6 separate regions of the Homo sapiens genome follow, and regions 1, 2, 4, 5 and 6 are each linked to region 3. A link is a loop called in an ENCODE intact Hi-C map of the cell type or tissue named here. Cell type or tissue: GM12878. All regions are shown on one strand. Region 1 has its middle 48 kb from the start of LINC02543. Region 2 has its middle 42 kb from the start of MIR4639. Region 3 has its middle 93 kb from the start of LINC02543. Region 4 has its middle 43 kb from the start of LINC02543. Region 5 overlaps LOC105374949 (a long non-coding RNA gene). Region 6 has its middle 28 kb from the start of DTNBP1.

Region 1 (5,000 bases), 140 kb after region 3:
GCGCCCACAGTCCTTAGCCCTTGGGCAGTCGATGGGACCGGGTGCCGCGGAGCAGGGGGCAGCACCCGTTGGGGAGGCTCTGGCCTCGCAAGAGCCCATGGGGGCGCAGCTGAGGTCCAGCGAGAATTCCAGCATAGCACAGGTGGGCCGGCAGTGCTGGGGGACCTGGTGCCCCCTCTGCAGCTGCTGGCCTGGGTGGTAAGCCCCTCACTGCGGCTGCCTGCTCTGAGTGCGGGTCCTGCCAAGCCCACGCCCACCCAGAGCTCGCGCTGGCCCGCAAGCCCACGCGCAGCCCTGGTTCCCACCTGCGTCTCTCCCTCCACACCTCCCCCGCAAGCAGAGGGAGTCAGCTCCCACCTGGGCCAACCCAGAGAGGGGCTCCCACAGTGCAGCGGTGGGCTGAAGGGCTCCTCAAGCGTGGCCAGAGTGGATGCCGTGGCCTGAAGAGGTTCCGAGAGGGAGCGAGGGCTGCTAGCACGTTGTCACCTCTCATTGCCACCACTGAAATACCCGTTATTTATCTGGGCCTTCCAAAGTCTTCCCTGATCTGTATACAGTTTAAGAGAAGAATTTTATTTTCCTCCATAATGATTGATATTTTTGTCAAAGGCATCAGCAATGAGTGTAAATTTGCATTTTAAATTTACAATGATTTATTTTTAATGAAAAGTGTCGCTGTTGCAGTTAGTCTAGCTGATAGGGATTCAAGATTGATAGTGAAAGAATATTAGAAATATGAGCATCCCTATGAAGGAAAAGATTGGCACACTTGACTTCATAATTTAAAACCTCTGTACGAGAAAAGATTCCATAAACAAAATTACATGACAAACAGCAGACCTGGAGAAAATACTTGCAACATACATAATCAAAGGGTTATTAAGCATTAAGACCCTGTGAGAAGTTCCTCGCACTCAATAAGCAAAAGGCAGGCAACCTAATTTATATGAAGACAAAAATAAAGACTAAGAGAAAACCACAAATGATTAAAAAGCGCACAAGATTCAAACCTTCAGACGACTGAAGGAAGTCCATTTCTTGAACCTCTATTTGTAAATTTTTCATAAATCCTCAAAATGATTTGTAAGGAAGTTTTTCTTCTCTTTTCTCAAAGAAATGTGTGGGAAGGGCTGTGTTAATTTCAGTTTCCTTCACAGTGGGTTTCTGACATTCTACTTCATTAGTCTTCATTGTCTTGAAGTCATCTTGTTTACTTCAGATCTTCTACAGCTTTTCTGTCAGCAGCACAGTGAAACCTCATCTATCCAGCAGCAACTTCAATCCTCTGGAATCCCCTGGCTTTCTTACTTAAGCTTAAAAAATCTTCTTTTTTTTCCTCAACCATCTAATCACCATCTGCATCCAGCATTTTGAAGTAATATTTTGAAGTAATGGTAAGATGGATAACCTAGTTACTCACTGATTTCCTAGACACAATAGCATGATATGCTCTCTGGAAAAGTAAACAAGTTTTATGAGGGGAAAAATGTACTTGATACACAGGGCCAGTATCAATTCTAGAAGTCCTGATGTTCCTAATAGGGTAAAGGAAGTTAAAAACTTATTTAAGGTTTTCCCATCTGTAGGTTAGACCCCATAAACTTCTTGTATATATTATTTCAGTTAGTTTAGCTGTATATTAGTTGTCTTTAAAATAACATGTAAATTTTAATATCCTATTTGGGAATGGAAGAAAGTATTTACATAGATACATAGATACAAAAAAATGCTTGAAAAGAAGCTTAATCTGATGAATTAAAGATGTGCGAGGTCTCTGCTTATCAGACTGACGAGGCTGGAAAAGATTAATATTTAGTGTTAATGTTGGCAAACAGTGCTGAGTGGGAGCATTAACTGGTCTCACTTCTCTGTAGAGCAACACAGCAACATTTGTCAAAAATATAAATAAATGTCTTTTTTACTCAGCAAATCTTCCAAGGATCTTTATGGGATAAATATTTGCAAAAGTGGATGAATATGCGTGTTCAAAAATCTTGATTGTAGCCTTGTAATAATGAAGTCATTGAGAACCATTTCAACATTGGCCAACAGAGGAGTGGATAAACACATTAAAATACATTCACAGGCGAGGCGCGGTGGTTCGTGCCTGTAATCTCAGCATTTTGGGAGGCCGTTGTGGGCAGATCACTCAAGGTCAGGAGTTTGAGACCAGCCTGGCCAACGTGGTGAGACCTCCGTCTCTACTAAAAATACAAAATTTAGCTGGACATGGTAGCACACACCTGTAATCCCAGCTACTTGGGAGGCTGAGGTGGGAGGATTGCATGAACCTGGGAGGCAGAGGTTGCAGTGAGCTGAGACCGCACCACTGCACTCCAGCCTGGGTGACAGAGTGAGACTCCATCTCAAAAAATAATAATAATAAAAAATGAAATAAAATACATTCACACCGCACATGCAAGCAGCTAAAAAATGAGTAAAGAGTGTACTCCTATGCAAGGATGTCACTTTCTTTATTTTTTACAGTTCCAGGACAATATATACATTATACACTTTTGTAATTAGCAACAAACAACATAATCGTATATCTAGATGTAGGTGTGGGTATGTGTTCGTAGATAAATGGGTGACTCAAACTACTGGCAGTGACCTCTAGGGAGGAGCTTGGGATTGGAACAAGGAAATATTTAAAATTTTTATTTTAATTTCTAACTTGCATTAAAAAAACTTTCATTATTAACATACTAAAAAAAGAGAAGTTTTAACATTTTCTTATAAAATAGTATGCAAATTACTCAGATTCCATTATAGTGCTACTGCATTCTAAAAGAGTTTGTCTGTCTCTTCAAATGCCTCCATTGATAATGCACATTTACCCGTATTTCCCACCAGTTATTTGAAAATCTGGAAAGAGCACTACACTGAAAGTCGGGATGTGTGAGTTCGAGTTTCTGTTGACCTGTCTGTTTGCAGATCAGTACTTTCACTTCTCTGAATCTCTAAAAATGGACCTTGGTAAGATGACTGATTTTCTAACTCTGCTCCCTGCAGACACAAGGAACTCTTCTCCACAAGCACCTACCACCCACCACCCTGCTTTTCAGCCAGAGCTGCTCTGGTTCTCTCTGTTTTATTCATTTTCATATCCACCTATGATTTTGTCTGATTCTGAGCAACAGTCATCTGAAAATATTCAGAAGAGATTATTTTAAGGCTTCTTCTAGAACCAATACTTCTTGCATCTCTAAAACCCAAGTGCTGATTAGGGGAGGCAGTCAACCCTTAAGTTTACTCCAGCTAGGAAGCTGCCTGTCTTCCTCATACATCGGGCCAGAAGCATAGACCTTCTGTATTTTTTTTCAGAATGTAAATTTGGGCTGTTGAGGCTGTAATGGAGATGAATGAGAAGAAACAAAGTGCATGTGTCACAACACAAGAGGCAAAGAGGGCTGCTGGGGAAACAAGGAATTCTTGATCTGCCCTTTCTTCAAATGACCACTGAGCCAGTTGGCATTAGTCTTGGCGTAATGATTTTGCTTGTTGTCTGTGAACATGCTCTGTTCAGAAATAATAGTTGGCAGGATGCCTTGAGAATACATTCACTAGGGAATTGTAATTCATGACTTACTGTTAAAGGTCACACCAGAAACTAGAACCAGCTCTTAATCAACAGCTGAATGGGAGAGGGCCAAGGCCTTATCTTCACTTTCAGAGCCATTGAAATTCAGTGCTTCAGGGGCAGCACCATTCAGCCCAGTAAATTGTGTATAATTTAATAATTTGGCCTCCCAGGGAGCCAAGAGGCCAAAGAAAGAGGCTGACATATCCAGTTTCTCAGAAAGAAACATTTAGTAGGGACTTAGGAACAGAAGCCATGTCTGTGTCTCGGGTGGTGGGAAAACAAGATGGTGGGTCCTGTGCCATTATCCCACAGACCAAGGGCTTATGCACCATAGGGGAGGAGTGATTCAGAAGGGATGTGTAGGACAATTGAAGTATGATAACAGCAACGTTGTTGGACCTAAGGGCAAGATTTATGGTAAGTACCTGCTCTCAGAAGGAACAGTAGATAAACTGGAAATTTTAGAGGCTTTCCCAGAACTGGAGTTAATGAGAAGCCAACATGCCAGATTAGAAATCTAAGATGGAGTTGCTTTGGCCTCCATGCCATCCTCTCAAGACACTAAATATGTCATAGTGAACTCATCTCTAACACCACTGTCTGCATCATGAGTGGCATCCAGTGGCTATGGAACTATTTGCCAAAGTAGGAATTGAAAAACAGTGTCAAGATGGAGCATTCATTTGTCACATTCCCATTTCACAGCCCAGACATAATGACATAGGTTGGTCATTTATTCTGTCATTCTATTTTTTCCATAGGAAAGTCTTAATACTGTGTTTAAAATATCACCAACTGAACCTACTTGACTTTAACTCATTGAATTCCCTGGTTGCCTCTTAACACTTCTACATATACCACATAGCACTGAAATTAGCTGTTATCCTTTGGATTTGTGTTATTAAAGGAAGGTTCTGTCTCCTATTTCTCTTATATCCCCTCTGAGATCCAAATAAAATGCTAACAGCCAATAGACTAAATGTGACTAAAATTTTTTTGCCATTAAAGAGACAAGAAACAGGAGAGAAGCAATTTGAGATATGTTATACTGACAAATAAGCATATTAAATGTAACAGTGTGCCTCGATTGGACACTTTAAAGAGTAAGCTACAAAGGAAGGGAAGAGTGGATAAACAGGGAACTGTCTCTGTTATTTAAATAAAAAATAAAGTTGAATCACCAAAGGGCTGCCATATAAACAATTTTTAAGCACTTCTTACATGTCATTTTGTATAAGTTATTTACTGACACAATGATGCTGAGAATCCAACTACCCCAAAACTCAGTGGCTTAAAACAATAAACATGTATTTAGCTCTCAACACTCTGTAGATTAGTGATTTAGATTGGGTTCAGTTGCAGGATTTTTCTCATCTCGGCTTGGCCCGCTCACACATCTGGAGATGAGTTAGTTGTC
Region 2 (5,000 bases), 280 kb after region 3:
GCAAACGCCGCGGAAGCCCCGGTTCCCGCCACACTTCCCTGCAGGCTGAGGGAGCCGGCTCCAGCCTCAGCCATCCCAGGGTAAGGGACACCCACAGTGCAGTGGTGGGCTTAAGGGCTCAAGCGCGGCCAAAGTGGGCGCCCAGGCCGAGGAGGCGCCAAGAGCAAGCGAGGGCTCAGGACTGCGAGCATGCTGTCACCTTTCAGTTTCTATGATAAACCATGCACCCTGACTTCGCTTGGGTAGAAATCCTGATTGCATCACCTTTCCCCACATTTCAGACTACTTACTCTCCCCATAAGCACTCTCAAGCCCATTTTAGGTTAGTAGAGTTTAATTTTGTTTTTCCATCTCCGCACAGCAGTCTCATGAATAACATCTTTTTTCTTTAGCAAAAACCGGTTGTGTAACTGCCGGCGGGTTCGTGCTTTCTCTAACTTCAAAAAGCCGCGGACCTTCACAGTAAGTGTTACAGCTCTATGAAAAGGTGGCAGAGACCCAAAGAGTGAGCAGGAGCAAGATTTATTGTGAAGAGTGAAAAAACAAAGCTACCGCAGCTGCAGAAAGGGAGCTGAGCAAGTTATCCCTGTTGGCTGGGGGGTGGCCAGCTTTAATTACCTTATTTGTCCCCTCCCATGTTCCACTTATGTCCTATCAGAGTGCCCTTTTTTAATCCTCCCCGCGATTGGCTACTTTTAGACTCTTGCTGATTGGTGCGTTTTACAGAGCGTTGATTGGTGCTTTTTACACAGCACTGATTGGTGCATTTTACAATGCCCTTGCTAGTTACAGAGTGCTGATTGGTTCTTTTTACAATCCTAGGTACAGGGTGTTGATTGGTGCGTTTTACAATCCTCTTGCAAGACAGAAAAGTTCTCCAAGTTTCCACTGGACCCAGGAAGTCCAGCTGGCTTCACCTCTCACCATGGCCACATTGGCTCCTAGCATGCAGGCAGAACGAATCTGTTCACTAACAATGGGACTACTGCTACAAACATGGTCCATCATTCACTGAGTCACTGTTTTGTGGCACATTACTGTACATACTGCTGTGGCCTAAGTAAGTCAACCAAACAAAATAGCAGGCTAAACCTGTCAGTCAAAATGTGGGGCATTCCTGGGGCAGGCCCCCTGCAGCAGATAGTCTGGGACTTACTGAAGTGTTATTCAGAGTCTTGTTACTCAACCCACCGAAGAAGGGAGGTGAATGTGAAAAATAATCTGTAGATCTTCACAATGTCTCTAGGGCTTGGATCTGGGAATTGACGTTGTAGAAGAGGCTGACCTCCAAAAAGACAAGATTTCTTATGTCCACTCCTTTTCTAAGTCAAAGCTTATGAACAAATTGGAACACAAGTGATTGTGAACCACTACTGTCACCCGTCTTTTTGCAAAACTTATTTTTTGAGCCCAAGAGATTCTTCCCAGGCATGTTTTTCCTCTTAAATTAAAAAAAAAAAAAAAAAAAAAAAAAAAACTGTTCTGTAGGAAATCTAATCCATATGTTTGTTTCCTTTAGTCATCAAACTGATGCCTGGTTAATGGGAGTTCATGACCAAATACTTTTCCATTAAAACAGGAAATTATTTTTTGTTCACCGTAAACAAATTAAAACTCCAGAGATGTTTGAATCTCCTTTGAAGTGTGCTGCCCTTAAGCTTTTTCTTCTTTTTTTTTTTCTTTTTTTTGAGACGAAGTCTTGCTCTTGTCCCCTAGGCTAGAGTGCAATGGCGCCATCTCGGCTCAGTGCAACCTCTGCCTCCTGGGGCTCAAACAATTCTCCTGCCTCAGCCTACCTAGTAGCTGGGATTACAGGCATGCGCCACCACACCAGGCTAATTTTTGCATTTTTTAGTAGAGACGGGGTTTCACCATGTTGGCCAGGCTGGTCTCTAACTCCTGACTTCAAGTGATCCCCACGCTTCGGCTTCCCAAAGTGCTGGGATTACAGGCACCCAGCTAAACTTCAAGAGCGATCTAAACTAAAATAAGCATTTCCTAAGCCATGCTTTCAATCTCATGCTTGGCTTTTAGAGCTCCTTGTTATATACAAGCCATATACTGAGCATCAGGAACAAAAGGTAATACTGAAGCCACAAGAAAATTAGTCAACCTTGTTCGTCTTGTTAATTAACTCTTTAAAATCCTACAGAGCAATTTGAGGACTAGCTGTTCATGCCATTCATGAAAACTGATTGAAACCTTTACCACCACCTAGAGGTCATTAAACTGTACTGCAAAAACAAGAAAAAATGTTACTAAAGTGGCGCTGTAAATTCTCAGGCATTTTATGATTTTTCCATTACCACACCAAACTTACATAATACTGGATCCTTGGGAGAAGTAAATGATCTTCATAAAAGAGGCACTTTTTAAACTCCCAAACATAGAGTAAGTCAAGGAATGGGAAAGAACAGCTGGGAAAACAGGTTGTTTCAAGAATATCCCTTCCTTGAGCTAAAACTGCCACTTCCTGTACCAGCAACTAGATTTCGAAGATGCACATTCAACACCTGCTCCAGAGAGGCAGCCATCAATGCCGCCATCTTGCTTTCTAGGGGAGAAAGGTTTGGGAGACAAACAGAAGTGAATATGCCGCGATCCAACCTTTCAATGCCTGTAGAATTTTGGCGCACCATTCTTTTTATCTTGAACCTAGAATCCTGGCTCATTCTTGATATATTTAGGTAAGACCAGAGTGAGTCAGAAGATGCAAAGTTAATGTCTCCCATGATTTCATTCCCTATGGAAAAAAAAACTTAGAAAACATATCAAAAACTTTCCATCGGAGACTGAGAGAAAAATAAAAAGGAAAAAAATGAACAAAAGATCTCTTTTTCTTCCATGTGTTATTTTAGAGAATTATATTTAGACTTTGCCTCTGAGTAAGAATCTCAGTCTGTTTTGTGTCTGCAAAGTTGTCCGTTTTGACTAGGGTTGCTAGTGACTCTGAAACCACCTTGGGTCTACACTGGATTTCTGTGGCCTTCTATTCCATGACACTTGGAGAAAAAAGGTTAGTTATGAGCCATTGGATACCAAGAGCCCTCCCACAATCAAATGGACTTTCTGGTTTTGGAATTGATCTCTTTCTGCCTTGGGTTTTAGAGCCCATGGCCAATGCAGCCAACTGTTATCTAGTCTGTAGGGAATCTCACAAATCCACAGCTACTTAATAAACGATCCTCACAGGGCTAAATCATTACAGTGCCACCTCGTGGTCCAGCCTCTTGAGAGGTAACAGGCCACTGTGAGTACAATGGTGTGCCCATGGGCCACTGCCGAGAATGAGGAAGGGGAGGGCCCTGTGTGTGAAGTCATGAAATGACTGCTCTACAGCCAGTGTCATTTGAGGCTTGTGAGCAAAATTAACAAGTAGATGTCAAGAACTAGCCTTCTTCCCAATTGAATGATTTCAAAATGAACTTGCTACAGGTGGCTTTCACTGCATGCAATGGGAAAGTGTGCATGTTTACCAGGTTTGCCCACTTTTGTGTCTGGGACTGTGGTAGGGTATCGAATAGTCTTCTGTGGCTAGAAGCTCTCTCCTTTTATAGCAATGCCAGGAGCATAGTTGGCTCCAGAGATCTCGGATCATTTCAGCTTTCTGCTCAAGAAAATTGCCCCACACCCAACTTACTTATTTGAAACTCAACGACAATAAAGTTTACTGAGACATTCTGCCAATAATTAACTGCCTTGGGGCCCAGGGTATTTAGATCAGGGTTCAGCAACCTTCTTTCATTTAAGGGAGGCCTTTTAGACCTCCTTGGATGAAAGCAATGAGAGTTCTCCATGGAAAGAATTGGTGTGCTTTAGAAACAAAAGCCCAAAGCAACAGATGAGTGGGCTTGAGGCATCTCTTTTAAATTAATTGAAATGAGAATGGCAAGAAAAAAGCAATGGAAGAGTTGTGGACGTGTTATATTATATATTTGCCATAAAGCCTCTTTCAGTAACACCCACGATAACGGGGGAAAAGACAGTGTCACTGGGATCTCCATTGGATGAGGATTGCACGGACTGAGTTGGAATCGTGCTAAGGTGAGAGTCTCTGGAGTTCCACTTGGTGGTTCTACACCTAGATAGGGACCATAATCAAAAGAGTGCTATGCAAAGACTCATACTCAGAGATGTCTCCTAAACCATGGATAAGCCAAGAAGAGCACTGAAAGTCACGAGTTAAACCAAGAGCGGGTTGTCTGACCAAACTTTGCAACCCCTAGGGGAAGTCAGAAGGGGAAAAGGAGGAGAGAGCTGGGCCCCCAAGAATCTACTGCCCCGGTACCAATTTCAAGATGCATCCTCCTACTAAAAAGGGCCATCTAGACTGTATGTTTTCCATTAAGAAAACTGCAACTCACAATCTATTTAAATTACAATGCAAAAGTGAGGCCCCAGGACTAAAATGTGAATTTGAGAGGCTTAGATCTAGTAAAGTGGTTTCCATCAGAAATGGCTGAGAAATGTGACTTTTGTTTGTTTATTTGTTTAGATTTTAGGATAGGAAGAAGCAGAAATAAAAACTCTTTAAACGTATTTTAGATTTTGTGATATGAAGACCTGGTATTTCTCTAGAGTTTCAAATGGAGTGTTTAGTCTTCTATGATGATGGTGATTGGTGTGGTCAAGATTATTATAACTAATTACAACCATTTGTAGGGAATGTTAAGCACTTCATAAAGCACTGGATTCATGGGTTTTGTGGTATACCCTTTTCTAAAGAATTTGGTTTTTTCATCTTATGCTATCACAGACACTCCTTAAAAATATGCAGTCAAAAATACTATTTATATGTGCGGAAACCAAAACATCCATTGTTAAATGAGAGATCTCGGGGCATCCAGGGTGTCGTTTGACCAGGGACATTGTCTCCTGACTCTTGTCCTGTTATAGTCACCACTGAATAAAGATCTCTCCCCACCCTGCCCCTTCCTGCAGTTGCCTGTTAATGGCACCTAGCTTTCCTGTGCAATTTTAATCATGCTTGCTTGGGCCTC
Region 3 (5,000 bases):
AATGAGAAGATATCTGTAAAGCATTTAGCATGGTGCCTGACACCTTTGAAACTGTAAATGTTAGCTATCATCATCACTCTTATTATTACTAGTGCTCTTATCATCATTAATTGTTATATTATTTTTACTAGGAAGTAGGAGAAGGATATAGAAGATAGGGCAGGAGAAGATCCTTTATCTTTTAAAAAATTTGCCATGGAGGCTGAGTGCAGTGGCTCATGCCTATAATCCCAGCACTTTGGGAAGTTGAGGCAGGAGGATCACTTAAGCCCAGGAGTTCGAGACCAGCCTGGGCAACATAGAGAGACCCTATCTCTACAAAAAGTCAAAAAATTAGCCATGCATGGTGGTATGCGCCTGAATTCCAGCTACTGGGGAGGCTGAGGTGGGAGGATTGCTTGAGCCCAGGAAGTCAACTGTGTAGTGAGCCTTGATCACACTACTGCCTCCAGCCTGGGCCACAGAGTAAGACCCTTTCTCAAAAAAACGGCCAGGTGCAGTGGCTCACACCTGTAATCCTACCACTTTGGGAGATGGAGGCAGGCAGATCACTTGAGGTCAGAAGTTCAAGACCCGCCTGGCCAACATGGCAAAACCTCGTCTCTACTAAAATTACAAAAATTAGCCAGGTGTGGTGGCATATTCCTGTGGTCCCAGCTACTTGGGAGGCTGAGGCATGAGAATCTCTTGAACCTAGGAGGTGGAGGCTGCAGTGAGCCAAAATCACACTACTGCATTCCAGCCTGGGTGACAGAGCAAGATTCTGTCTTAAAAACAAAACAAAACAAAACAAACAAACAAAAAAACCGAGCAAACAAAAATTTGCCAGGGGCTTTTGAAAGAGATATTCTCCCTCTTCTTCATCTGCTCATCTTCCTCACCATACCAAAGGATTACAGCAGCTGCAGTTTCAAAAAGAACATCAGGATACATGACCTGACCATTCAGTGGGAAGAATTTAATTTCCAAACACTTCTAGAAAATTCCAGTGATATGATCAGGCATTTGATTTCTGCTTAGAGGACCAAGAATGTAAGCTAAGACTATTTAGTATAGATACATTGGATGTATGGAAGTTTTATGGGATGGTCTATAAATCCAGCCTCCATACATGTTGTGAAACCCTAATAGCCAACTCACATCTGGATTTTAGCAATATAACCCATTGCTATGACAACTATTAATTATATCATGTTGTGCCCCAACTCAGTGCACTGGAGTACTCTCCAAAGGGAAACACATTTACATGAATCAATTTATCTTTCATCTCATATCAAAGAAGCCAATCAGATTATTTTTGCCCAGCGGATCTATTATTAAAGGAACAATTTTGTCTTTAAGTCCCTACTTATTGATGAACAGAATTCATCTTATTTATAATACCAGTATGAAAGGCAAGGTCTTCTGCAGATTAAAGAAAGCTAGTTACTTCAGCAGTACACTTCAGACGTGTACATGCACAGGCCAGCAGTCACTATTTTTCCAGAGTCCTCTCCACATGGAAAGGTTAGAAAAAAGGAAATCCCAATTGCACTCTCAATTAAACAGCCACTGAGTGCTCCAAAGTATGGTTTTTAGCAATGTACTTTATTTTTATTTTTATTTTTGGAGATGGAGTCTTGCTCTGCTGCCCAGGCTAGAGTGCAGTGGTGCAATCTCAGCTCACAGCAACCTCCGCCTCCCGAGGTCAAGCTATTCTTCTGCCTCAGCCTCCTGAGTAGCTGGGATTACAGGCGCCCGCCACCGTGCCTGGCTAAGTTTTTTTGTATTTTTAGTAGAGATGGGGTTTCACCATCTTGGCCAGGCTGGTCTTGAACTCCTGACCTCGTGATTACAGGCGTGAGCCCAGCCAACAATGGATGTTTTTGACTCTAGGTCTCTTGCACGCAACATCTCAAGCTTTCCAGCAGTGGTAGTGTTACCAGTGGTGGAATTCACACAAATCTGCAGCAAACTCGATCCTTGTCTCCTTGGAGGAAAAAATTCTGCTGAGGGGCAGACACAGGTTTAAAGCAAAGGGAAAGACTGAGGCAAGTTTTAGAGCAGGGATGAGAGTTTATTAAAATGTTTTAGAGCAGAAGCAAAAGGAAGCAAAGTACATATGGAAAAAGGCCAAGCTGGCAACTTGAGAGGCCAACCGCCCCATTCAGCCTTTGACTTGGGGATTTATACATTGGCATGATTTTGGGGCTTTCTTTTCTCCTCCCTTGATCCTTCCCTTGGGGCGGGCTGTTGCTCAACCACCACATGCACAGTGTTGCTCAGCACTTGGGAGGGTGACTGCGTGCATAGTTTATTTTACTGCAGTTGCGCGCATGCTCTCTAGGGGCAATTTTCCTTTACCGGTCGACTGTTCCCAGGTGAAGGTCATATACCTGCCACTTTGCCTCTTAGTGTGCATGCTTGGGCCTGCTTGTCCAACCCCTGAACTCTTATTGAGAAGCTGCTGATCACCAGCTCCAGGTATTTTCTATCTACTGGGAGCCTGTCTTTGCCTGGTGCCGGCTGTGACCAATTATCATTTCAGAGAGAGTTTAACAACCGCCTGATCATCACCTGATGGTCACCTGACACTCCTGGGGGTGCCCTCTCCTGCCCTGCTCATATCTGCCTATCTACTCTAACAGTAGAAACATTCTAACACACACTTTATAGTTTTCACGTGGCAGCTAACTTTGTACAGGCATTGCAAATTCAGATGGGAAGAGCTCCACCTATGATTTTTGTCTGAGACTTTAAGGTTAGTAAAGAAGGTCAGACGTTTCTCCTCCCCTGGGACTCCCATGAGCTCAAAACCTCAAAGATGTTTCACCAAAATGACAGGCAATGTTATTTTGGTTAGAGATATGCTTCTTCAAGGAGAAGTGAAAGCATCTCAGCTTCAGGAGTGATATGACTGTGTGCCCTTGAGCACGTTTCATGGCATGGAAATGAAGAGACCACTCCCTTCAAGGCAGTGAGTCATAGCTCCGTTGGGGTCCATGTTGCTCCTAAGAATCCTTTCAAAGCTGGGCATGGTGGCTCATGCCTGTAATCCCAACAATTTGGGAGGGTGAGGCAAGAGATGTACTCGAGCCCAGGAATTTAAGACCAGCTTGGGCATATTAGTGAGTCCCCATTTCTCCAAGAACTAAAAAATTAGCCAGACATGGTGGCACCCCCCTGTAGTCGTAGCTACTCAAGACACTGAGTGGGAGGATTGCTTGAGCCCAGGAAGTTGAGGCTGCAGTGAGCTATGATTGTGCCACTGCACTCCAGCCTGGGTAGCAGAGCGAGACCCTGGCTAAAATAAAATAAAACAAAAAAAAACTTACTTGTGTTGGGTGCCTTTTGTGCTGTCCACTCAGGTGACATCCACCCTGGCCTCCTCTTCCTTGGCAGTCCTAACCATAGCACTCAGCACTTTAGCCTGTAAGGGATGTTAGTGGAGTGTCCACAGCTAAACCAGAACCTACTTGGGAGTGGAGACTGTGAGCTGTCCCTTTTGTCTCTCATAGCTCCTATAATTCCAGTGACTGGCCAGTGTGGTGTCTCATGCCTGTAATCCCAGAACTTTGGGAGGCCGAGGTGGGCGGATCACCTGAGGTCAGGAGTTCAAGACCACCCTGGCCAAAATGGTGAAAACCCGTCTGTACTAAAAATGCAAAAATTAGCTGGGCATGGTGGTGGGTGCCTGTAGTCCCAGCTACTTGGGAGGCTAAGGCAGGAGAATAGCTTGAACCCGGGAGGCAGAGATTGTAGTTAGCCAAGATGGTGCCACTGCACTCCAGCCTGGGCAAAAAGAGCAAGACTCTGTCTCAAAAAATAATAATTCTAGTGGCTGATGAAGATGAAGAAGAAAGATGATGATGATGACAGGTTAGCAGCAATAGCAGCTAACATTTTGGACTACCAAAGCTGATGCTGAACTGTTTTCACTGGATTTCTCATTTCATCCTCACAAGAATGCTTTGTGGTACAGATAAAGAGGCTGAGACTAAGAGAGGTTAAACGGCTTCTTAAGGTTGCCGTAGGGTTGAATAGTCTCTCCCCAGTATTCATTTCTACTCAGAACCTGTGAATGTGACCTTATTTGGAAATAGGATCTTTATTAAGTTTAAGATGAAGTCATACTAGATTAGGTTGAGCCCTAAAGTCAATAATTGGTGTCCTTAGAAAAAGAGGAAAATGTGGACACAGACACAGAGGATGCACACAGGTTAGGAGGCCATGTGAAGACAGAGGCAGAGGTTGGAGTGATGCTGCCACAAGCCAGGGAATGCCAGGGATTGCTGGCAACCACCAGGAGCTAGAAGAAAGACATGAAGCAGATCCTTTCTCTAAACCTCCGGAAAGAACCAACCCCAATGACACCTTGATTCTGGCCTTCTAACCTCCAGAACTGTTAGAGAATACATTTCTGTTGTCTTAAGCCACACAGTTTGTGGTAACTTGTTACAGCAGCCCTAGCTGATGGATATAGTAGTTTCACAGATACTTGGTTGAATAAACTGACTTGGGTGGTGTATTAGTCCATTCTCACGCTGCTAATAAAGACATACCCAAGACTGGGTAATTTATAAAGGAAAAAAGTTTAATTGACTCACAGTTCCACAGGGCTGGGTAGACCTCAGGAAACTTACAATCATGGTAGAAGGGGAAGCAAACACATCTGTCTTCACATGGTGGCAGCGAGGAGAAGTGCAGATCAAAGTGGGGAGAAAGCCCCTTATAAAACCATCAGATCTCATGATCTCACTATCATGAGAAGAGCATGGAGTAACAGTCCCCATGATTCAATTACCTCCCACAGGGTCCCTCCTATGACATGTGGAAATTATGTGAACTACAGTTCAAGATGAGATTTGGGGCCAGGCACAGTGGCTCACACCTGTAATCCCAGCACTTTGGGAGGCCAAGGCGGGCAAATCACTTGAGGTCAGGAGTTCGAGACCAGCCTGGCCAACATGAGGAAACCATGTCTCTACTAAAAATACAAAAATTAGCTGGGCGTGGTGGCA
Region 4 (5,000 bases), 51 kb after region 3:
CGTCAATTTCTTCTGCACAAAATAGAGCATGTGGTTTGTACTTTACAAATATTTGTCTAATTAATCACTTTCACTGAGGCAGGGAGATAATAATACCTTATCTTTGTAAAATGCTTCCTATTTGCAAAGCACTTTCACCCATATCATCTAATTTGCTCTTTATTGTTGGGTGTTATTTCTTAGCCAGACTAGGGATGATCCTAGTTATTAATATTAATATTAAAAGCAACCACCACCCCAACCATAGCAGCTGATTTACTGACAGCTTTCTATGTTCCATGCACTGTTTTAAGTACATTACAAGTAGGATGATCAGTGGGAACAGACACCAAAAGAATAAAAAAGATCATGCATTTGCTTTGCACATATTGAATTTTATGCACTTGCTGGGAGGATGCTATACTTGGAATATTTTTCCCCTCCAAACCTCATGTTGAAATTTGATCCCCATTGTTGGAGGTGGGGCCTAACAGGAGGTGTTTGGGTCAAGGTGTGGATCCCTTATGAATGACTTGGTGCTGTTCTCAAGGTAGTGAGTTCTTGCTCTGTTAGTTCCCTCGGCAGCTGGTTATTAAAAAAAAAAAAAAAAAAAAAAGCCTACCCCAGCCCCTGGCTCTCCCTTGCTTCCTCTCTCACCATATGATCTCTGCACAAGCCAGCTCTGGCTCCTGTTCACCTTCCACGATGAGTGAAAGCAGCCTGGGGCCTTCACCAGGAGCAGATGCTGGCACCTGTTTCTTGTACAGCCCGCAGAACTGTAAACCAAGTCAATCTCTTTTTCACAAATTCCCCAGTCTCAGGTATTCCTTCACAGCAATATAAAACTGATTAAGACAGAGGTACTCAGGGTGGCACATTTTTGGACAGTTTCTCCTAGGAAAAACCTTGCTCCCTACAACTAACTTCGATTCTCTCCATCATCCTTTCCATGGCTTCCAAGACGTTCCAGGATCTAGCTCCTTTTCTGTAGTATTCTGAATAAGCCAAATAACTATAATTGATAATAACACAACACTAATGGGGCATGCCTATATGTTAGGCTTTGTTGTAAGCAGTTTCAAGGCATTCTCTCATTTAATCCTCACAACAGCACCATGAGGTGGGTAGAGTTATTGTCTCTATTTTCAGATCAGGAAACTGAGGCATAAAGAGGTTAAGCAATGTGCCTGCGGTCACACAGCTATTAAGTGGTGTGCTGGGACTCTAGCTCACATGGTCTGGCTCTAGTGTCTGTGTTCTTAATCACCACACTGTGTTTCATGGCTGGTAGATTGTGGCATCCCTTTCTGCCAAGATTGGACCTAACTTGACAAACATGGGGTCAGTGAGCCCCGTTGACACCTCTTTGCTCTAGATGAAACAATGAAGGCTCAAAGAGGTCACGTGACCTTCTGAGGAAGTCCCTTCTCAATCTTCAATGTCCAAGTTCATTGCTAATTTTACTATGCCATGCTGTCCTCCTGATATGGTTTGGATTTGTGTCACTGCCCAAATCTCATGTTGAATTAGAGGAAGGGCCTACTAGGAGGTGATTGGATCATGAGGATGGATTTCCCCCTTTCTGTTCTCCTGACAGTGAGTGAATTCTCATGAGATATGATGGTTTAAAAGTGTGTGGCACTTCCCCCTTTGCTCTGTCTCCTGCCACCACGTGAAAAAGGTGCTTGCTTCCTTTTCACCTTCTGCCATGATTGCAAGTTACCTGAGGCCTTCCTGTCATGCTTCCTGTTAAGCCTGTGGAACTGTGAGTCAATTAAATATTTTTTCTTCATAAATTACCAAGTCTCAGGTAGTTCCTGATAGCAGTGTGAGAACAGGCTAATACACCTGCCAAGTTTTAGCATCTCAAACTGAGATACCAAAGCATAAGAGGCAGGTGTCAACTATTTTTTTAAATTAAGCTCTTGGGAGTTGCATAGCGCCCCCCACCCCCGCCAATTAAAATTCATTTTTCACTTTCCTCCATAAAAATGCTTACTTTTGTAATTAATCAGAGAGGAAGAAACCACCAGAAGCCTTCATTTGCTTGGCCTTTCTGGTTGGCCAGCTGTTCTTTGGACATTTGTGTGTTAAACTCCTGGAGGCAGAGTCTTCTTTTCCAAGCTCTCCTGTCTAGGTGCTGACTGCCTGCACTTTTGCTGCCCCATGGTCGTGTTGACTTGAGTTTCCAGAGGGGAGCTGATGTGGGGTATGTCCAGCCTATTCTGGACAAGAGGATGCAACACACTATTACACAAGTTGCCCACACACCAATTAGGCAAATAGTCTACTTTTGCAGGAATTAGACATTTCTTACATTGAGGAAAAGTTGTCCTGGCTGAGGCCTCCTGGTTTGCTCCAGTGGGAATCAAATTATTGGTTTGTAAGAGAACATTTCTGCAATTATCCCTGAAAGAGCACCATCTACCATCTTGTGGGCTACATTTTTTTTTCCCACTTGACTGTCTCTGTAGTTTTATTTGTTTTTAGTTTAGATTTTTTTTTAAACACAGCTTATTACCACTTTTTAAATCTGCATGAAAGTGGAAAATGGTTTTTCCTTATAAAAGACTGTGAGTATCAGGGTAACCTCTACTCTGCCTTCAAACAGGACTGAGATTACTGGCCACTCCCACTGCTGACCACTTTTGAAGTGCTTAGTGAGTTACGCCTGTGAACCTGTTAGCACCACGCTCCACGAGGGTCAAACATTTTCAAATGATCATAATGTGGTTGCTAAAGACACAGCCTCTGTGAGACTTGAAATGTCACAATTGTTTAAACAGTCCTGAGAAAATGACCCTGAAATCACATCCACCTGGGCGAAGCCCATTTCCCCTCCACTTGAAAGCACCACGGTACACACACACACACACCTCCAACATATACAGATGTTATCAGAACTCCAGAAAGCACCAAAACACTGCACTGCACACCACTTCATTTAATTAAAAAACCACTAGTTCTCAACCTCGGCTGCACATTACAATCCCCTGGGGAGCATGGCTACCTTTTGAACATTCTGATGTCCAGGACTGACAACCCAGAGGTTGTGATTTAATTGTTTTGGATAGGGCATGGTGACCAACTGTCCCTATATGCCCAGGACTGAGAAGTTTCCAGGATGTAGGACTTTCGGTGCTAAAACACAGAAGATTCCAGGAATCTGGGACTAGCTAGTCACCCTGGTGGAGACAGGCTGTTTTTGTAAATGTCCCTGGCGATTCTATTCTGCAGTGAGGGTTGAGAACCATTGGGCTAAACTTTCTCAACTTTAACCCACATGCTGAGGACAAGTAACTTAAAACTTGAGAAAATATTGTTCTTTTGTAGAGGATTTCTTTTTTCATACTACTACTAATAAAGAGACCCTCTGTAAATGAGTCCTGGCCAACTGGTGCCTTGCCTTCCCTTCAAGGGCCCCAAAAGAGTCACTGTTCCTGGGAGCAGCTTGCTATTTCCTCCCCTCACTGGGCAGAAATCCACACAATGAGCCCCTCTGTTAAAGTAAGGAGGGAATATGGAGTTGATTATTTTATAATTAAAGAAGACTCTGGGGGAGATGTTTTGCTCAGGAGCCCAGCATTCCAAACTGGGTCACTGTGAGCTGGAGCTGTCATCAGCCCTAACCAGCAGGAAATACCAAGCAGAGCAGATATTCTTTCTTTACTTTTCAGTTGACTTTCACGTGACTTGTTTACATCCAGCAAGGCTTGTAATAATGCCTTGTTTATATCCATCATCTTCCTCCTGAGTTGCCAAGCTGGGAATGGAAGAAGAGCATGTATACCTGGGAAACTTCTAGACATACTGTGGCTCTCAACCCTGGTATCATATTAAATCAGCTGGGAAGCTTTTAAGAATCCAGATGCTCAGGCCCAACCCCCATTCAATTAGGTCAGGATCTCTGGGGGTGGGAACCAGGAAATGCTTTCTGAAATCTCCCCCGGGGCATTATAACATATAGCCAGGGCTGAGAATCACTGCTTTAGAGTACTGATTCTCAAGGTGTGGACTCGGAACTAGCTGCATCAGCATCACCTGGCAACTTGTTAGAAATGCACATTCTCAGGGCCCATCCTGGACCTACTGAATCAGAGACTGTGAGGATAGTCCCCGGCAATTGATTTTAACAAGTCTTAGGTAATTCTCAGGCATGATAAAATTGAGAACCAGTCTGGATGACAAGGCTGTAATATTATTTTTTTTAATCTGCTGGGATACTTCCACTGTGAGCTGTTGCCTCTTATTTTCTTATCTGCAGCAAAACCCAAATTTCTCTTTTGATGACTGTCAGAAATAACATGGTTATTCCTGGCTCACCTGGGATGAAAAAACACAGATGACACACCTGGGTCTCTATGCTTATTTCTGGTCTGGGAACCAACAAAGCAATCTTATGAATAGCCATATGAAGCAGTGGAGGCAAATTATTTGGTTTCCTCTAATTAAGTCATCTGCTTTAGCATTGTCTTACAGGGTACAACTTTCTAGTCTTCTGCTGTCTCTTCATCTATCAAGCTTAGAGCTGCCAGAAAAAAAAAAAATGTGGCCCAAACAGGTTTAATTAGAGAGATACTGAGTTAAAGTTCCTGAGGAAAATCTATGATACCATAGGTTGGGGTGTTTATTGTGTAGAATTGGGGGTAGAGAACCTAAATTTACTCTAATTAAGCAGGGTTTGTGTCAACACTGGAGGATGGGAAGCCAGGCAGAGAGAAGAGGGTGATCAGCAGCAATCTGAGCCAAGAGAAGTGAAAGCAAAGATGACATGTTCTCCCATCTGGAGAGTTACTTAAATTTGAGCATCTAAAATCTTTTGACCCAAGAGTTACTGAGAGACACAAATGAGTATTTTTGTATTAGGGAAGCTCAAAGATTGTCATCTCCTGTCCTTTCCTTCAATATACAGGACCAAATCACAGGAAAAGACAGCTGACTTTGTACATGTCTTTATAAGTCTCTTACAATTTGGGGATCCAAAATGTTATTTTTTAATTTTTTTTTGAAGCAGAGTCTTG
Region 5 (5,000 bases), 61 kb after region 3:
TGTTGGCCAGGCTGGTCTTGAACTCCTGACCTTGTGATCCACCTGCCTTGGCTTCCCAAAGTGCTGGGATTACAGGCATGAGCCACCATGCCCAGCCCATGCTGTACATTTTACTTAACTAGAATCTAGTCTATATTTAAGAAGAATGTGAGAAAATTTTTGTTAAATTCCTTGTGAGTATTATGGTTATAGTAATAACTATCTAATTCTTCTGATATACTAACTTAACACTCTTACCCCAAATCAAATGAGTTAGACAAAATTTATCTGTAATAAATCCATGTTTGTGTCTAGTTATCACCATGTTCATTTTTTCCTTTGATTGTTCATAATCCATAGGTTTAAATTCTATTTGAGAATTTGGGGGGACTAAAATCTGTAAAACAAAAATAAAATCCTAAGCCCCCTAACCAATTATGAATCCCCCTATGGGCCAAGGGGATCCCAGAGAAGTCTGAAAACCAAATTCCTGGCCATGATGGAAAAGGAGGTTGGACACACCTCATCGTACTCCCTCCCTTTAGGAGTTCAGGCAGCACTGACCAGCATTAACATTAAAACAGACATCATAAGACTGACACAACAGACTCTTCGTGGCAATAAAATTCCAAATTCCAGCCTGACTCTGGTGTAGCATCACATGGCAGACTGAAGGAAATAAAAATATTTTACTACCAAATATATTTCTTTGACATATTTTGAAATGGCACTGTGAAGCCATCTTTTGGGGGGAACTGCAGAGAACTGCAGAGAATCTCGCTTAATACGGTTCAGCCTTTCCCAGGTCTAGAGGAGATTAAGACTCTGACCCCTTTAAGGGTCCAAAAGGAGACATTTACCACCTATTCTCTCTGAAAGCAGTTACCCGGAGGCTTCACCTACGTAACAAGAACCTTGGTCTCCACAGCTACCCTTAGAACTCAAGCATTCTTTTTTACTGACTTCAAGGCTTTACAAAGCTTAACTCTTAACCAAGTGACAATCAGAAAATCTTTGAATCCACTTACAACCTGTCAGCCTCACTTCACCTTCAAAACATCCAGGCTCTTTAGGCTGAACCAATGTACATTTTTAATGCACTTATTTATGATTTTACTTACAGTTCCTGTATCCCTAAAACATAAAAACCAAACTGTAACCTGACCACTTCAGGCATACTTTCTCAGAACCTGTTGATACTGTTCTCCATGCCATGGTCACTCATATTCACTCAGAATAAACCTCTAAGTAGTTTACAGAGTTGTTGTTTTTGTTGTTTTCTCACTGACCCATCAAAATAAGTAGTTTTCTGAATCCACTTCCTCTTTTGGAAAGTAGTACACACGCTCATCTCTTCTGTGCTGAGCTGATTTCTGAAATAAAATCAAAAGAAGTTCATCATTACAATTGCAACTTCTCTAGTTCCTTGGGTTATAATCTATATCCATTGGGATTCAAACTGAAACACAAATACTAGGTGGAATCAAGAATTCATTCTAGGGATTTGACTTCAGGCACTTGCGGACGCTTGTCTTACATCTGGTGTTGGAGTCTGAATTCTGCAGGGCAGCGGGTCAGGGTGGCAAGGCAGATGCAGAGCAGGGAAGTGAGGACAGACTGGAGCCATCTTCTGCCTTGTGTTGTCTCCAAGTCTGGCCCCTTTGGCTCAAGGACCTAAACATGTGCTGCCTGGGTCTGAGAGCTGAAGGAGTGGATCATCTGGCTGCTTCTGCAGGCCCACAACATGAGCCAGCAGACTAGCGGCATGCCTCAGATGCCCTGGTGATCCTCCTCCCACCTTCAGAGCGGGGAAAGAACAAGGCTGCCACTTCCCTTTTGGCTTCCAACTGTGGTGCAAATGTATCTTTGCTGGGCCCTTGCCGGGAACCATGCAGGGTAGGGGATTCTGGGAAATGTAGTTCCAGCTGAGCTAAAAGGCCCCACAAAGCTGTCAATTTGAAGTCTTTAAGGCTGAAATCCTCCTACTATCTTGTGACCTATTTTTTCTTAATAATGTTCATCTTATCCTTTCTACTTTAAGTTTATTTCCCTTGGTAGAGAAAATAGAAAGTGAATAGATAGAGTAATCCTGCTTTCTCTCCATTATTCGCTAGCGTTGTGCTGTATGCACCCAGCAGTGGGCTACTCCCCTCTTGCTCCCTGTGACTCTGATGAGAGCTAAAGTGTCCTGTCTGTCCTTGGTAGGTCCCATGAGCTCCTGCTCTTCTGAAATGTCCCCTTCTCAAGCTATTGGATCAGATCCATTGTTGTTCTGAATGAAATTCATTGTTTCCCTTCTTTTGTCTGTGCTAAAATCTAAGAGGGTGTGGGCTCATTGTCTCAAGGCTTATACATTCACACTTCTCTTGCTTTAGAGTCAAAAGTAAGTCTAATGTAGGAATTCCCCTTCCTTCTCAACAGTGGGGCACCACACCACCAAGGCCATGTAACAGGACAGACATACCCTTCTGGCTACCTGCTGCCCTTCTGTGATCATTTTTCCCTTTGAGACTGCCCTTTATGCAATTAAAAAAAATAATTTGGACAAAACTGTGTATGTGTATGCAAACATGTGTGTGTCTACAGGATATAATTTGCCCTGGTAAGGCGGGCCTACCCAGTAGTTTGACTTCACAAACACTGCATCTCCTGGGGGTGGCTTGGAGCAGTCTGTAGGGAGTATGGAGGTGAAGAGCAGAATTGGCCAAAACCTCTAAAAAGAGAATGACAGAGAGAGAGAGAGAGAGAGAGATGTATTCTTTCCCTCAACAAAGAGTAGAGGCTGACTTTAACCCCTGAGAAAGAGAGAGAGAGAGTGAGTGTGTGTGTGTGTGTGTGTGTGTGTGTGTGTATGTGTGTGTGTAAGGGCTGCCAACGGCAGGAAAAGCTACAGAAACAAAAGCCTTCACTGCAGAGTCAAAAAATGAACAGGAAATGGTCATTAACATCCTGCAAATGTTCTGATCTGCTGTAGAGGCCCTGACTCCTAGGTGATTAAATGTGAAAGAATTTCAAAAATCAGGCTGTGAAATGAGTCTTTTTAGTTAGGAGAGAAGGAAAGCCCTATTGGGTAATTCTAAACCTTAAGAACTGAAGGAGAGTCTCCAAATTTCAGCGCCAGCATCCTATTTAATGTAGATCTCCTCTGCTGCTTTCTTCAGACATAATCCCAAATTTCCCCCTAAAAGCACCGAGTTAGTTACTAAGTATTTTGGTAGCCATTGCCTCCCAAGGGGACAAGGCTCTTCTATGTCCTCTTGGAGCTCTCTGAATTGTCCCTTCTACCCTAAGTCACCAGAGTCAGAAGACCCTCGAAAATTTTTGAACTAAAACACAAAACGGAAAACAATAAGAACAAAGGGTATTTTCTCCTCTTTCTTTATTTACTTGTTTTAATTGGTATTTATATTTACCTATGTGAAACCGTATTGCTCTGACCTTGTCACATGGCATGGATTCATATCTGGAATGAGGTTAAGTCTTCTGGAGCTGTGCTACATTTTTATTCTTAACCTGAGGAATATGAGAATTCCGACACCCATTGGTGATAAGCCTCCATTTACTTCTAGATTTAACCTAATACCATGCAACAGTCTTGATCCACAGTGCTTGAGTTAATTGTACTGGACAAGGCAAGTGTGTGTCCAGGTGGTAGACATGTCTATGAGATGGATTAAAGATGCAACAGATACAAACATCTCTAATTCAGAGGTGCTTTATCTTGTACATGGCGGGAACAGCAACTGCATATCTAGCACATGGTATATACATAATAGCAAACATTTAGCATATTGTACCACTATTTAATTCTTACAGCAATCCTATAAGAATACATATTGTTACATTAATAATTTCATCTTATAGATGAGAGAACTAGGTTCTGAGATATTAAGTAATTTCTTTGCCCAAGGTCTGGGCAGTTTTAGAACTGGGATTTTTGACCTGGCCATTACACTTCCTGCTCCTCGGAAAGGTCTGAAGCAGCTCCACTTTTATAAGTGATGGAATTAGGCTCCAACTCTGGTTAACCTGCAGGAGGTTTCTGAACAGGAACAGTTCACAGCTTGCTCAGCTGCCATACTTTTCTCTGTGGTCTTTGTTTTCGGCTGTGTTTTGGTTTTCAAGACAATCATGAACCTCACCACAATTGGAAGACATCTCATCTTTGATGAGCTCTGACAGGGCTGATGAGTTGGTTCCTGGACTCTCCACGGTTGCTGTTGGGCTTTAGGCTAGAACTCTTCTGTACTTTCATCTCTTTGAATACGTTTCAGGCAGCAGTTAAGCGGGTCTGAAATTACATGTGAAATCAAATTTAAAAACAACTGATTATTTTCTCTTCCTCAGTCTTTCATCTATAAAATATAAATGTGAGTCCCTTTTTTTTTTGTTTTAGAACTAAACTAGGGTCTGTTTGCCAAGTGCGGTAAGACCAGATATCCACACCAAGTTTTGCATCAGGAGAAAGAAAGGTGTTTATTTATCGGGCACCAAGCAAGGAGGACTATGCAGCCAATGCTTAAATCCTGACCTCCCTGATGGCTTGTAGGTTAGGGGCACATTTCAGGAAAGCAGAAGTTACAGGCACAATTATAAATCAATACATGGCACTTATTCCTTGGTTTTGTACTAAAGGGGTGGGATATTTTGGGGAGTGGCTATAAGTCATAGGTAGATTCAAGGATTTTCTGATTTGCAAAAGCTTTATTTAAAAATTTAGGGTCAGCAGAAAAGAATGTTGATTCTAGCTCGTGGGTGTGACTTTCTCCAGGCCCCTCAGGAAGAAATTTAGAACAAAGAATGGGGCTCAAAGTTCAGTCCCTAGGTCCCCCTTATCTGAGGTCTATGGTGGGCAGATCCCTCTGGTGGGGGTCAAGTTTCTGAAAAGCAACTCTGGAAACATGTGTTAAGATATTATCTTAATTTCTGTAGGGGAACCAAACATCCCATGATTCTAGCTTCCATGGCTATCGTTTTAGGCTACAATTACCTTCTTGCTTATCAAGTCGCTTATTTACTTT
Region 6 (5,000 bases), 210 kb before region 3:
AAAAATTAACTGGGCATGGTGGCAGGCACCTGTAATCCCAGCTACTCAGGAGGCTGAGGCATGAGACTCACTTGAACCCAGGAGGCGGAGATTGCAATAAGCCGACATTGTGCCATTGCACTCCAGCCTGGGTGACAGAGTGAGACTTCGTCTCAAAAAAAAAAATTATTTAGATTGCAGTATCTTTTTATTATCTCTTTAGTAACTGGTTATTAAAGTGACTATTTATTAAATATATTTTTAAATATTAAACATTTTTTATTGAGGTAAAGTTCACAGAACATAAACTTCATAATTTAAGAGTATATAAACCCGTCTCTACAGAAAATAAACAAATTAGCTGGGTGTGGTGGCCTGTAGTCCCAGTTACTTGGGAGGCTGAGGTAGGAGAGGGGCTTGAACCTGGAAGGTCAAGGCTGCAGTGAGCCAAGGTTGCACCATGGCACTCCATCCTGGACGACAGAGTGAGACCCTGCCTCAAAACAACAACAACATAAAGAGTATATAATTCACGGTATTGCATAGCCATCACCTCCATCTAGTTCTAAAACATCTTCATTGCCCCAAAAGGGAACCCCTTACCCATTAAGCAGTCTGCTCCCCTTCCCCTTTCTCCCAGTCCTTGGCAACCACTAATCTTTGTCTCTATAGACTTACCTATTCTAGATAGGTCATGTAAGTGAAATCATATAATATGTGGCCTTTTGTGTCTGGCTTCTTTTACTAAGCATGTTTTCAAGTTTCATCCACCTCATGGCCCAAATCAGTACTTCATTCTTGTTTATGGCTCAGTAATATTCCACTGTATGAATATACCACAGTTTCTTTAAGCACTTACCAGTTGATGGACATATGGGTTGTTTCCATCTTTGGCTACTGTAAATAGTGCTGCTGTGAGCACTGGTGTACAAGCTTTTGTTTGAATACCTCTTTTTCAGTTCTTTTGGGAATATACCTAGGAGTGGAGTTGCTGGGTCATATGGTAATTCTATATTTAACTTTTTAAGGAACTGCCAAAGTGATTTCCACAGAGGTTGCATCATTTCATATTCCCACTAACAATGCACGAGGGTTTCAGTTTCTCTATGTCCTCACCAAACATCATTAAATATATTATTGAGAAGTTTTTCTGGAACTGTAATACAGAATTTATGAAAATCTAAATTTACAGAACGGTTTGGAGGGCATTTTGGCACATGGCTTGGCATTTTTAAGTTGTTAACAGTGTGAAGTATTCGGTGCTTCCCTGCAGTCAGAGCCCCTGGTTATTCTGGGAGCCACATGGCACTTGACCTCACAGTTAGTTTTAAGGCTCTGTTCCCTTGCTCGTTCCATGGTGTAGAACATTCCCATTTCTCATAGACCTTTATTTCTCAATTTTCTTTCTGCAGAGCACAAAGCCTTCCTCTGTATCCCCCACCCAGTAACTCCTCCCAATCCCCCAGTCTTATTAATATCCCAGCCCGTAGGAAAAACCGTCAAAGGAGATAACACCTGCCCACACATCCCCCATTGCACTCTGATAATATCTAATGAGACTTTCCAAGGCTCACCTTCAGCATGACAAACACCAATTCTCCCTGCTGGATTCCTGCTGTACCTGTCCCCAGTCCAACAACTTCCTGTTAGGAAAACCTGGCAGTTTTTCAATTAAGCAGATTGCACATGTCTTTCCAGAAATCTCAGGATCCTGGTGTGGTGAAAAGGACAGAATATCTGGGCTCTAGGCCCCATCTGTCACCCATGACCTTTGTTCTTTTCAGCATTTCCTACTGAATTTCTGCCAACTGCAAAGTGCTGTATTATACAGTGGACAGATCACTGGTCCTGCCTAGGTCTCAAATCTAGGAGAGGAAACACCTTGTCTTTCCTGGATCTGAATGATCCTGGACATCTATTCCACCTGAAAGTAATTCTTTGCTTCTGAATTGGAAAGACTGTCTCGATGGGAGGGAACAGTGATACTATTTCTTGGTACTATAAATGGTACTATTTCTTGTTTTATCGAGTCTAGAAGTAGGCGTGTAACAAATGAGTAAACGTTCCCAAAATATTTGGGAGAGGACATGAGACATGGAAAGAAAATTGAGACTTGCCGTCACTTTCACAAAGCCCCCCAAATTCAGCAGAACAAAAATCTCAGAAGGAAAGGCAATCCTCGAACTTAAATGCATTTTTACTTTGTGTATTAGCCTTATTTTTCCAATTTCTAGGGAACCACTGGCTTAGAGAAGAGAATCCAAAGAAGCAGAAACCCAATCTTCCGCTGACGTCTCAACAATGTGCCATCTGAACGATTTCTCATTTCTCTGTCTCCCTAGTTTCTTTTTCAGTTAACTCAAAAGTTTTCACTGGCCCATTTGAGCATTTTCGAAGTGTAACTAACGTCTACAGCCACTAGAGGGCAGACCGCAGCCTGAGGTCCGGTCCTGAGGCTGCAGAACCATCACCTCATTTCATTTTCCCTGCGTGCCTCCAGACGGCGCTGCAGCTCGTGTCAATCTTGCCAGCTCCGACGCTCCTGGCGCTGAGCTCCTCACTGGAGAGGGTAGGGAGAGTCTACCGTATCTGAGAGGCAACTGAGGAAGGGGCACCCTTCCTGGAGACGCTGCCCTGCATCAGAATCCCAGGAGGAGCTTTCCTCTTTGTATTTAAATTCTGTAACTGGAATTCATCATTGGCATAAAAAATATTTATAAAGTTCTTCGGCAGCGTCGTAGGCTACTAAGCGTGGAATAAACAGACGCTGCCCCGTCAGGGTTGAGTGACCCATCAAAACTCCTGAGGAACTTTCTCCTGTCAGTTTCTTCAGGGACAGCAGGACGACATTCTCCTTTCCCTCCCTCTAAAAACACAGGCAGGATATCATCTTTGGAGTCTTAGCATTCTCACACATCATGTTCTCAGTTCATCCAGAACCTTGAGAGGGAGGTATTCTATTTCTCCCAGTTTCATTTTTATTTTAAAACTCAATCTCGGGTTTCAGAAATCTGTTTTAACGATTTTAAACTTTTCTTTTCTTTTCTTTTTGAGACGGAGTCTTGCTCTGTTGCCAGGCTGGAGTGCACTGGCGCGATCTCCGATCACTGCAACTTCTGCCTCCCGGGTTCAAGCGATTCTGTTGCCTCAGCTTCCCCAGTAGCTGGGACTACAGGCGCCCGCCACCACGCCTGGCCAATTTTGTGTATTTTTAGTAGAGATGGGGTTTCACCGCATTAGCCAGGATGGTCTCGATTTCCTGACGTCGTGATCTGCCCTCCTCGGCCTCCCAAAGTGTTGAGATTACAGGCGTGAGCCACCGAGCCCGGCCCGATTTTAAACTTTTCAAAGCAAAGTTGATGTTAAAAACATGAAATACCACGAAAGAGCTTGTCATGAGAAGGAACGTTCCCAGTCTATTCCTTCCCACACGCCACCCCTGGTTCTCCAGCTAAAGGCGACCTTTAGGAACTTTTAACAGTTTCTATTTTCAGGATTTCTTGGGGGTCACCTCCAGATCTCTAAGTGATGTACCCATGGTACTATTTCTTGTTTTATTGAGTCTAGATTATAAACAATCTACTGAGTTTCTCTTTTAACAGATGAGGATTTAGCCTTTTTGAGGAAGTCTCTTGTGATCTCTGTTTTGAAGATGAGAAAACTGAAACTCACAAGGTTCAAGTGACGTGTCCAAGGTCACATAACCAAGAGCTGATGGAGTGGGAATTAGGACCCAGGTTTCCTAACTCTAGGATCCTTGTAATTTCCACCCCACGTTGTGGGGGACTCAACCCGCCTTTGCAAAAATTATAACTGAGAAAATTATGACAATGAAAGAGATCTGACGTAACCAACTCCATCTTGCTTCTAACCTCCAAGCTGTCCTTGTTCATTCCTGGGTGTAGGCTGAACTAACTTTGCGAGGAACTTAGTTTATAGTTTAACTTTGAAACAAAGGTGACAACAGCCCTTTCCCAAAACAAACCCCCTTCCTGCTTGGGACCAGACTGCCTTTAGAGGACTAATAGATTAGCCTCTATTAGTCCTCTAATCTTGTGGCTACAAGATTAGAAATTATGGTTCAGGAGTCATGCAGCTGGAGGCTATAAGATTCTGAACTGGCCAGGCACGGTGGCTCACGCCTGTAATTCCAGCACTTTGGGAGGCCGAGGTGGGTGGATCACGAGGTCAAGAGTGCAAGACCAGCCTGGGCAAGATGGTGAAACCCCGTCTCTACTAAAAATACAAAAAAATTAGCCAGGCTTGGTGGCACGCGCCTGTAATTCCAGCTACTTGGGAGGCTGAGGCAGAGAATTGCTTAAACCCAGGAGGCCGAGGTTGCAGTGAGCCAAGATTGCGCCACTGCACTCCAGCCTGGGCGACAGGGAAAGGCTCCATCTCAAAAAAAAAAAAAAAAAAAAAAAAGGAAAAGAAAAGATTCTGAAGATTCTGAACCTCCTTGAATTACTCCTGGGGATAAATCATCATTGTAAAATTTAAGATCAGTGCTTGAGCTATTTTGCAGACTCTGTGCTGGATATATCAGCTGGCACCACCCAGATGGATACACTGGCTCATCTGGTCTTGTGGCCCCCACCCAGGGACTGCCAGACAGCACAAGAGGACAGCTTCGACTCACTGTGATTTCATCTCCAACCCAACAATCAGCACTCCTGACTCACGGTCCCCTAGCCACCAAATTATCCTTAAAAACTCTGATCCCTGGCTGGGCGCCGTGGCTCACGCCTGTAATCCCAGCACTTTGGGAGGCCGAGGTGGGCGGATCACAAGGTCAGGAGACCGAGTCCAGCCTGGCTAACACGGTGAAACCCCGTTTCTACTAAAAACACAAAAAATTAGCCGGGCGTGGTGGCGGGCGCCTGTAGTCCCAGCTACTCAGGAGGCTAAGGCAGGAGAATGTCGTGAACCCGGGAGGCGGAGCTTGCAGTGAGCCGAGATTGCGCCACTGCACTCCAGCCTGGGCCACAGATCGAGATTCTGTCTCAAAAAAAAAAAAAAAA

Evidence for each region. Hi-C counts contacts between places; a loop is a spot of excess contacts. Peaks named below come from ENCODE experiments on the same cell type or tissue, not always from the same donor. Only the 100,000 strongest peaks of a DNase experiment are listed, where the experiment ranks them.
Region 1: it touches region 3 in a loop (2.5-fold over the local background); 2 of 110 quality-filtered maps call a loop at or near these places.
Region 2: a loop joins it to region 3, with 14 times the contacts of the local background. A loop is called at or near these places in 10 of 110 quality-filtered maps.
Region 4: a loop joins it to region 3, with 3 times the contacts of the local background. A loop is called at or near these places in 4 of 110 quality-filtered maps.
Region 5: a loop joins it to region 3, with 3 times the contacts of the local background. A loop is called at or near these places in 4 of 110 quality-filtered maps.
Region 6: a loop joins it to region 3, with 6 times the contacts of the local background. A loop is called at or near these places in 7 of 110 quality-filtered maps.

The regions. Positions count from the first base shown.
Region 1 is chr6:16,040,382-16,045,381 of GRCh38, forward strand. No RefSeq gene overlaps it. Among named protein-coding and RNA genes, the nearest start is that of LINC02543, 48 kb to the left of the region's middle. RefSeq lists a silencer at 2,873-2,932. In GM12878, no CTCF peak of the experiment used is centred here; DNase peaks (open chromatin) are centred at 1,220, 2,990 and 3,543; H3K27ac peaks cover 1,842 bases.
Region 2 is chr6:16,181,073-16,186,072 of GRCh38, forward strand. No RefSeq gene overlaps it. Among named protein-coding and RNA genes, the nearest start is that of MIR4639, 42 kb to the left of the region's middle. In GM12878, CTCF peaks have their summits at 2,215 (motif pointing left) and 3,224 (motif pointing left); DNase peaks (open chromatin) are centred at 1,090, 2,219 and 3,239.
Region 3 is chr6:15,898,977-15,903,976 of GRCh38, forward strand. No RefSeq gene overlaps it. Among named protein-coding and RNA genes, the nearest start is that of LINC02543, 93 kb to the right of the region's middle. RefSeq lists enhancers at 2,334-2,423, 2,604-2,883, 3,384-3,443. In GM12878, no CTCF peak of the experiment used is centred here; DNase peaks (open chromatin) are centred at 2,275 and 2,795; H3K27ac peaks cover 3,180 bases.
Region 4 is chr6:15,949,785-15,954,784 of GRCh38, forward strand. No RefSeq gene overlaps it. Among named protein-coding and RNA genes, the nearest start is that of LINC02543, 43 kb to the right of the region's middle. In GM12878, no CTCF peak of the experiment used is centred here; a DNase peak (open chromatin) is centred at 2,921.
Region 5 is chr6:15,959,668-15,964,667 of GRCh38, forward strand. LOC105374949 (a long non-coding RNA gene) reads right to left here. Exons shown (of 4, transcript XR_926532.3): 2 at 4,122-4,270; 3 at 1,269-1,352. Among named protein-coding and RNA genes, the nearest start is that of LINC02543, 33 kb to the right of the region's middle. RefSeq lists enhancers at 1,671-1,965, 3,030-3,099. In GM12878, no CTCF peak of the experiment used is centred here; a DNase peak (open chromatin) is centred at 2,894; H3K27ac peaks cover 1,856 bases.
Region 6 is chr6:15,689,006-15,694,005 of GRCh38, forward strand. No RefSeq gene overlaps it. Among named protein-coding and RNA genes, the nearest start is that of DTNBP1, 28 kb to the left of the region's middle. In GM12878, a CTCF peak has its summit at 2,441 (motif pointing right); a DNase peak (open chromatin) is centred at 2,346.